2 separate regions of the Mus musculus genome follow, and region 1 is linked to region 2. Evidence: chromatin contacts called from ENCODE Hi-C data. All regions are on one chromosome and are shown on one strand. The core of a region is the stretch at or near the end of the contact, and the rest is flanking DNA. Distances in the headings are between cores, read along the strand shown. Region 1 holds the start of 1300017J02Rik (RIKEN cDNA 1300017J02 gene). Region 2 holds the start of Trf (transferrin).

Region 1 (4,282 bases), core at 1,648-4,147, 58 kb before region 2:
CCTCAAGATCTCCATACCAAGATCCAGATCAGAAACTTCTATCTCCAAGCCTCCAGATAAGGGTCACTGGTGAGCCTTCCAATTCTGGATTGTAGATCATCCAAATATAGTCAAGTTGACAACCAGGAATAGCCACTACACTTGTATATATACATATATACACAGACACACAGACACACAGACAGACAGACAGACACACACACACACACACACACACACACACACACACACGAGTGCAGGTGTCTGTGGAGGCAAGAAGAGGGCATCAGATCCTCCTGGAGTTGGCAGCTGTGAGCTACCATATACGGGTTCTGGAAATCAAACTCTGGTTCTTGGAACATGCTGAGACCTCTCTCCAGCCCCCAGATTTATTTTTCTCAAGAGAATAGATACAGAAAGGAACACTAAAGAAAATATTACCAACCCAACAGTACATGGGTAATCTTACATATAATGACCAAATGGGGTTTATTGCAGAAATCTAACAGTGGCAATACTTAAAAGTCAGTTAGCAGGGAGCTGCAGAGACCACTCCGTGACTAAGAGCACTTGTTGCTCTTACAAAGGGCCAGAGTTCTGTTCTTAGTACCCACATGGTGACTTACAACCAGTAGCAACCCCAGTTCCAGGGGATTCGACACCCTGTTCTCACTGTCACAAGCAGAAGGCACACATGTAAGCAAAGCACTGCTAATCCATAAAGGGAAATAAATCTAGAATCCAGTTAGCAGGTTAGAGATGCCGTTCAGGGGTGAAATGCTTACCCAGCGAATGTGAGACCCGGGGTTCAAACTCCATTACAAAGCAAGCAAACAAAGCGAACTAGAAGTCAGATGTGGTTATACACCCCCATATGTCCAGGCCTCAGGAAGCTGGGGCAGGAGGATCACAAATTTGAGGCCAGCCTAGTTTATAGCAAGACCCTACCTGTCTCAAAAAGCAACAAAACAAAACATTTAAAAAACAAAAACAAAAACAAGCAAATAACAACAAAAGAAGAAAACTCATGCTCTGCTGCATAGTTCCCCACAGACAAGGCAGGAAAATCATATCATTATTTTGATAAATACAAAAAAATCCAATCCCAGTCATGTTTTTAAGATGTAAGCAACTCATGTAGAAAGAGAGAACCTTAGTATTGCCAATAACACCTAAAACCAGAAGACAGTACACATTTCTTTCTGTAATAACCCTTTTCAGAGCTTCTTGACTGGGTCCTAAGAGTTTCCAGGATCTATGAAACCAGGCCTCCACCTACTTCTGGACCAAACAGTTGTTCTCCTAGAAAAGTCTGCTGCAGAGATGCCTGTCTATTTGCACTCAAAGGCATGCACTAGACTATTCCCAAACTAACTGTTTATAGTAAGCCAAACCTGGGATAAGGAGGGATGCTAAAAATCAGAAAGAAAGGGAAGAAAAACTGGCATTATTCAACAAAAGATGTAAGAACACAAACAGAACACTGGAAAGAAACAGATTTAACAAAATAACTCAAGAAAGACACTGTGCTCAAGTTCAATGTGCAAAAATTGTGCCGTTTTCCTGATTGTGTCTTCTATTTCTTTCTTTAAGTTTTGTTTTTGCTTTTTGTATATACAAAGGAGTGTGAGCCCCCACAGAAGCCAGATGACCTGTAGCTGGAGTCCAGGGGTGTCAGGTCCCCCTGTCGCTGGAGTTACAGGTAGTTAGTTGTGAGCCGTCCAACATGGGTGCCAGAATTGAACTCTGGTCCTCTGGAAGAGCAGCACTTGCTCTTAACCGCTGAGCCATCTCTCCAGCCCTACATGCTTGGTTTTCGAGACAAGGTCTCTAGCCTAGGGAAGTCTCCAATAGGGCACGTAGTTGAAACCTCGAACTCCTAATCCCACTGTCCCCACTTCCCAAATGCTGGGGTTTCAGGCCTGTACTTCCATACCAGGCCCTGCTTTTTTTTATTTAGTTTTAGATCCTAGTAATGTATATAAAATGAAATGAAATTTCTGTTCCTAGCGGCACTGTCTGTAAGGATGGAATCGGTACTACAATTGTCAATCAGGGTGAGAGATGAAATATTCTTCATTCACATGATATGAAACAATAGGCCACACTGATAGCTGGTGGGCAACCACACACCTCTGCATAGATAAATCATACCAATTTAAACTTGGGTGAGAGAAGCCAGGCTCTGCGCTGTAAGTTTTCATCTCTGTGGAGTCCTGAAGTTAGCAGACTTCCGTTTCTGTTCCATGTAGGGGCCACCTATGTGGGAGAAGCTCTGCAGGGATTCGGCCTCCTGGATGTGGACTGGCTCTACCGGAGTCCTCTTAGTGATAATTATTACACTGTGCTAGCAGGGTTTGTTGTACACCTACTACTATATTTTAATTAGAAGTTCTTCGAGTTTTATTTAAAATTACCAGACTTTTTCTAGGCAGAGGTCGCACAGCCTTTCGGACAGGGCTGCAGCCGGGTGAGCGAGAAACTCTGCATGTCAGATCTGTGCCTGAGCCAGGCCTTACACAGCTGGGACAAGCAACACTGGTGCGTGTGGTGTGGAGTGGGGGTGGGGGTGGGGGTGGGGAGATAGAGGAGAAACTATGGGCTGTGTCACAGAAGAGATAGCTCCACTGGGGTCGCAGGACAGCGGGAGGACCTCAGCTTAGTCAACTTAGAGTCCTTAGTGAGAAGTGAGAATTTCCAAAAGAAAATTGTGTTAAGGTCTTATGCATGTGCGCGCCGGCTTTCCCGGAGAAGCACCGTTTCCACCCAGGGACCGAACCGGGGACAGAGAGAGAAAAAATAGTGTCCCTAGCCGCCTGAGTATCTGCTTGGCCAGATAAGGAAGGCATGGAGGGTGTGGCAGTGGCGACCAGCCCGGACTGGGGCTGAAGAACCTTTCCCAGTAGGCAGATTCATCAGTCAACACTGCCTTCTGGGTAAAGTGCACCTAGGCTGGGGGAGAGCAAGCAGAACGCAGTTCCACAGTTGAAAATGAGGCTGCTCATCTGCGCCCTTCTATGCTTGGGGACCCTAGGTGAGTGTGCTGAGAGCCAGGCAGGGGGCCGGCCCTCTGGGGAGGGGACCAGGTGTCATTTGCTGACCATACACTTCAGGGATCAAATGTGGTTGGATAGACTATGAGCCTAGAGAAGAGTAATCACTTTGGACTGGAATTCACCTGCCACGCAGTCCCCCGGCTGTCCTTTGCCCTCACTGAGGCGGTCATAGTGGATTGTCGCTGACTCTTTTGCTTGCTTTTGGGACCCTTTTCCTGCCACATCCTCCTTAATACCAGGGAGGTGCCTAGTCTTTTTGTAACTTGTTATGTCGCGTTTGGTTGATATCCCTGGGAGGCCTGCCCTTTTCTGAAGGAAAATGGAGACGTAGTTGGTGACAGGGGATGTGAAGAGGGACTCAGAGGAAGGAGGGGAAATTGCAGCAATATATGAGAGATAGGAGAGGAAAATAAAAAAAACAAAACAAAACAAATAAACAAACAAAAAAACCCCACAACTTGTTTCACTGCTTTGGTAGGTAAAGGGGCTGATGTTGTGATTGACGACATATGACCTCCAGGACCAAATGGTAGAAGAGGAAATCCACTCTTGAAATCTGTCCTCTGTAGTAATAATAAGTATAGCACATAAAATAAAAATTTAAAAAAACCAAAAAAAAAAAAAAAAAAGAAAAGAAATCTGTCCTCTGACCCCCATGTGGCTTCCACACAATGTTAACTTTTTTTTAAAAAAAGTTATGTTTACCCAACAAACACACAGTTGCTGGAGAAATGAGCTAACACAGCCAGAGGCAGGCAGAGTTCTACGCTCACAAATACAAGAAGCCCTTTCGTGGGTAGGGAGAACAGGCTCCAGGGAAGAACTCATGCACTGTGAAGAGCTCTTCCTGTCTCAACCACGGTTGGATCCTCCTCCCTTTAGCTTTGTCTGATCTGAGACCGTGGTAAATAATACCTAGGGTGGCCAGAGCCCGGCAATGGTGCACAGTATATGTCTGCCTCTTCTGCCCAGCAGTGCCATCTGTAGCCACCCAGAGGGTCATTCGCTCTCAGAATGCAGCTGCCTGATCTCTTTCAGAATTCCCCTGAACTGAGCCAGTGTTCTGCTAAATAGCGTTCCGCCACCATTGCCAGCAATGTCAGACACAGACCAGAAGTTCATTTTCCCAACAGGCTTCATGTTTACATGTCAGAGACTAAAGGCCCCTCCGGGCTTCGTTTCTTCACGACCTTTCTCCGGGCTACCAGACCAGGCCGGAGTCTGGAACCTTCATTCCTCAAAACTCA
Region 2 (4,693 bases), core at 1,944-4,443:
GTCAAACTGGAACTTTCTCCATGGGCTATGCGCCCCTCTGGGATTGAACTCAGGGGATCCTTCTGAAGTAAGACCTTGAGGTGGCTGGTCTGGTGAGGACCCAGTGAGGCCAGACACTTTGCTAATAAGCCTGTGGCTGGAGGAATAGCTTGAGGTAGACTCATTATGTGTCCATGGGAGAGGATGAGGCAGGGAGAGTCACTTTCTAGTTGTATTCCATGCCCTCCTCTGAACTTCCCTAAGTTTGTGTTATACGTTCAACACCTCACAACGCCCCTCCCCCCTGCTTCCTGCTTCCTGGCAGCCCCTGCAAGCTCGCTGCAGGGCCTAACCAAGGCATCCGCTGGATGTGTATCTATCGCTCTGCTGGGTGTCTCCTGCCTCCAGGTGTCCAGTGAATCCAGACTCCATCCTAACGCCGGCTGTGGGGTGGCAGTGGGAATATAGCCTTCCTGCATAAGGACCCCCAAGAGGGTCAGGGGGACAGAGCACAGAGCAACTGTGGCTTCTCTTCCTCATTAGTGATGTACATATTGCCCAGTGTCCCTGCTATAAACCGATGGTCTCCAAAGTGCTCCTTTCTCAGGGACACCATTTATTGTAATGGCCCAGTGATACTTTCTGCTATTGCAAAAGATTAGCCAGCCAGCACTGGTGCTCAGCGTGTGGGTTGGCCCTGTTTCCTCGCCTGGGTCCACAGGCCAGACAGGAACATGTGATATGAAGCTTCTGAGGGGCCTGGGGGGAGATGGGGGTCCTCTCAGCAAATGACTGACAAAGGAAAGGAGTTCTGAATGCTTGCGACACTCTGTCCCTGTCCTGGTTTTTTGGCAGTTTTGTTTCCATGTTTAAGTTTTTCATATGTCCAGTTACATGGGTGTGTTAGGTTAGAACATTTGACCTTTGGGCTGAGATGGCTCAGCAGGCTAACCAGTTTCAACCTGATAACTTGAATTTGATCTCCAGAACCTTCCTCCACAGTGGAAGAACAGAGCTGACTCTTGGAAGTTGTCCTTTGACCTTCGCACTGTGACATATGACACATGTGTGCTTGCCCTTGGACATACCACAACTTTCTCTCTAACCATCCCAGGACATACACACACGTACCTTTAAAACATTCCTGTCAGAGACTGGGATTACAATGGGAAAAGTCACTTTGTGTTTGGGTTCATAAGTGCCAGTGCACAAAAACCAAAGCAGCCAAATTAGCATGTTGACCGACCAAGTCTGGCCTGAGCTCCTCTCTGTCAACTAAACAGAGAATCAGACCCACATCACCTTCCTGCTCCTGCTACAGACGTCCAGGCTACCAGTTCTTGCACAGGAGAAGGACAGCAACAGAGTCCTGTGTCTGCTACTCTTCTGAGGGGTTGACAGGACCCGGCTAGCCATGGGGATGTACATGCCACATGCTTGCACGGGAGGCCCAGGTCTGTGAATGTCTACAGGAGATGTGAAGATGAGAGGCTGGCGCCATGACGTTCAGTGTTCTTGGTGGCCCAAGACACATCTGCACATGTCCCCAGTTGTGTGTTTAATTCCACACCAGAGAGCTTCTGGTCACCCACGGCTCCTCTTGAATACCTATGGCCGAGATGTGCTGAGAGCTTCACCGGGCTCTTTCCGCAGCCTGAAATCAGAGCGTCAACATCCTGCAGACTTGACAAGGAAACCAAGGACCAGAGAGGACAGGACCCTGATTAAATCCAGTAAGAAACGGTTGTTGAAAACCCTAAATTCCCTTGGTGATTCGCCTTGACCTTTCCCTGAGTGTATATGGAGCCTGGGATAGTACACTTGGTGATATACCCAGAGGGACATTTTCAAATGCCCATTTTTTTTTGACTTCATCATTTCAGAATCTTCCAGTCCATGTACAGGATTGAAATGCACAACTCTAGTGAGAGTTGAAACGGCGGCACGTATGGAGGGTGCAAGCGAAACGTTTCTGTGATGAATGCAGTCAAAGCAGTTTGGTGACTACTTAATCAGGGGTATCAGGATGCCAAGGAAGCCAAAGCCAACCATCAGACTGGTGGATGCTCAAAGCCAACCATCAGACTAGCACCCCAATGGAGGAGTTAGGCCAAGGACTGAAGGAGCTGAAGGGGTTTGCAAACCCATAGGAAGAACAACAATATCAACCAACCAGACACCCCCCCCCAGCTCCCAGGGACTAAACCACCAACCAAAGAGTACACATGGAAGGACCGTCCCATGGCTCCAGCTGCATATGTAGGAGAGGATGGCCTTATTAATGGCATCAATAGAAGGAGAGCCCCTTGGTCCTGTGGATGGATGCCCCAGTGTAAGGGGATGCTAGGAAGGTGAGGCAGGAGTGGGTAGATAAGTTGGGGTGGAGGGGGTGAGAGGTGGGGGAGCACCCTCATAGAAGCAGGGGAAGGGGAATGGGATAGAGCGTTTTTTTCAGAGGAGGATAACATTTGAAATGTAAATAAATAAAATAACAACAACAAAAAAAAGGAAGCATCCTCTTTATGCTTACACTGGCCCTTTGTTCTGAGCCTCACAGTTTGACCACTTCCTGGCAGTGGGAGAGAGTTTCTTGTCCCTGTGACTGTTTCTAGCCCGGATTGTCTCACCAGAAGCTCAAGGGCAGGAAGCTTTCAGCTCCAGAGCAGGCCAGGCCTGGCAGGGATAGAGGGAGGGAGAGCTGCCCCCGGACTGTTGCTGGGATCATGGCGTGCTGCCTCTCTGACCTGAGCCAAGTTTCCCAGTTAGGTTCCTTCTCCGGTTCTAGTCTGCCGTCCTAGGCAGTTTCCCTTCCGCTCAAGCCTCAGTCTCCCCCCCCGCCCCCCTATAAGGTTGATGAAGCTGTTGGCAAGTAGAAGCCCTGGCACCCGGGAGCAAGCCACTCCCGCCCAAGCAGCTGTACCATGCTGCTCCAGGCAGTGATAACAAAGAGTGGGTTCTGCTTTTAGCTTCCTTCTAAACACAGGCTTTTTGAGTGAGTGTGTGTGTGTGTGTGTGTGTGTGTGTGTGTGTGTGATTGTCGTGGTAGTGGATTCCATGCGCAGTTCTGTCCCACAGCTCAGGAAATGAGGTGATCATCAGGGCAAGAAAGGAAGGGGGTGGATGCGGGGTGATTGGGCAATTGGACTGCGCAAACACAAGAGGTCAAAGATTGCGCCCAGCCGGCCCCCTCCCTCCGTGCATAAAGGCGAGCGGGCCACGGGCAGGCGGCGCAGAAGCGGGTCGGTCTGTACTCCCCGCTCCTCGCCACACACACACCGAGAGGATGAGGCTCACCGTGGGTGCCCTGCTGGCCTGCGCTGCCCTGGGTGAGTGTGCGTGCAGGGGATGACTGGCTGGCTATGTATGCAACCCTTAGGAGCTAAAGCTGGAAGTCCCAGCTTCCAGCCCCTTGCTTCTTCTCTGTGGTATCTTCATCTTCCATAGCGTAGGAACAACGTGGATCCACATGCATCTGGGGCTCTGATTCAGTCTCTACCTTTCACTATCCTCATCACGCTGTCTCCCCTATGTCCAGTAATTTGAAGATATGGTATACGCGATGTTAGAAAACTTTTAACCAGTTTACCCAGGCGCTATCCCGGGGCCTCAGTATAGTCCAAACAGCATGGTGTGGTAGTCACAACTTCCTGAGATCTAATCCTGCTATCTCTCCTTTGTCTGATGCCTCCTTGGATGCCTTTGGCGCTGGTGGCTTAGACTAGGGTGTGGGATTTGAAGCCAGAATTCTGGGGTTCAAATCATACCTGTATTTCTCCTGCGACGGGTCTTGCTTGTTACCGCACATGCCTGGGAGGGTCAGGTGAGGGTGAGGTCACAGGTCCCAGTCCTGCATCCTGCTGACTCCTCACCAGAGGGGGGGGGGGTCTCAAAGACCCAAATGCCTGCTCCAGTTGGACTGTAGTTAGCATTTGTCACAGTGTTGGGGCTGTCTAGTTTGAGTGATTTGTCATCCCTAACAACTGTCAGCCTGAAACAGGCTTCCGTGCTTGTTAGCTCAGGACACCTTGTGTGGCTATGCACAGTGACACCGGACCAAGGTCAAAATTTACAAGTTAGACGAACTAGTTTGAAGAGGCTAGAGAGGTCGTCTATCCCTCTGGCCACGGTGAACTAAAGGGAAGGAGCTGGGGACGATCAGTCTCCCTGTTGTCCTTCCTCATCCATCCTGAGGTCCATTGGCCTCACCCACCCCGATCCATGCTTAGTGATTTGTGGGCTTGCTGAGTCAGTAAGTCAGCCCTGCTGAATTGCCCGAAAGGGAAGGGATGTGACAAGAGCTAGGAGTGCCAGGTCCCACAGACGGCATCTCTCCATCGTGTGGATTTCAGTGGTGACCCAGCTGGGGAGATGGTACAACTGGGCAGATGCTTAGCATGCAAACACCAGGACCTAAATTCAGAACCCCAGCAACCATGTAAAAAGCTGGGTACCGCAGTGCCCTGGGGAAGCAGACACAGGAAGATCCCAGGGAACCCACAGTGCCCTGGGGAAGCAAACACAGGAAGATCCCAGGGACTTTCTGGCCAGACAATCTAGTGGAACCAGCAAGGCTCAGATTCAGTGAAAGACACTGTCTCCAAAAAAATCAGGCAGAGAGTAATAGCGGGAGACACCGCACGTTGCCCTTTGTCCCCCACCCCCACCCCCCATGTGTTCCCATCTGCACATGCACACACCACATGGGAGCCCGATT

The links. A loop is a pair of places that touch in the nucleus more often than their neighbours do.
Region 1: a map of v-Abl transformed pro-B cells shows a loop between it and region 2 (2.8-fold over the local background). The contact joins the promoter of 1300017J02Rik here to the promoter of Trf in region 2. A Hi-C loop is called at or near these places in 9 of 37 maps with a recorded cell type or tissue (CH12F3, T-helper 1 cell, T-helper 2 cell and 4 more).

Annotation. Positions count from the first base shown.
Region 1 is chr9:103,286,912-103,291,193 of GRCm38, reverse strand. 1300017J02Rik (RIKEN cDNA 1300017J02 gene) reads left to right here and starts at 2,897. Exons shown (of 17, transcript NM_027918.2): 1 at 2,897-3,013. The coding sequence starts at 2,971.
Region 2 is chr9:103,228,786-103,233,478 of GRCm38, reverse strand. It overlaps Trf (transferrin), which reads left to right and starts at 3,193. Exons shown (of 17, transcript NM_133977.2): 1 at 3,193-3,305. The coding sequence starts at 3,263.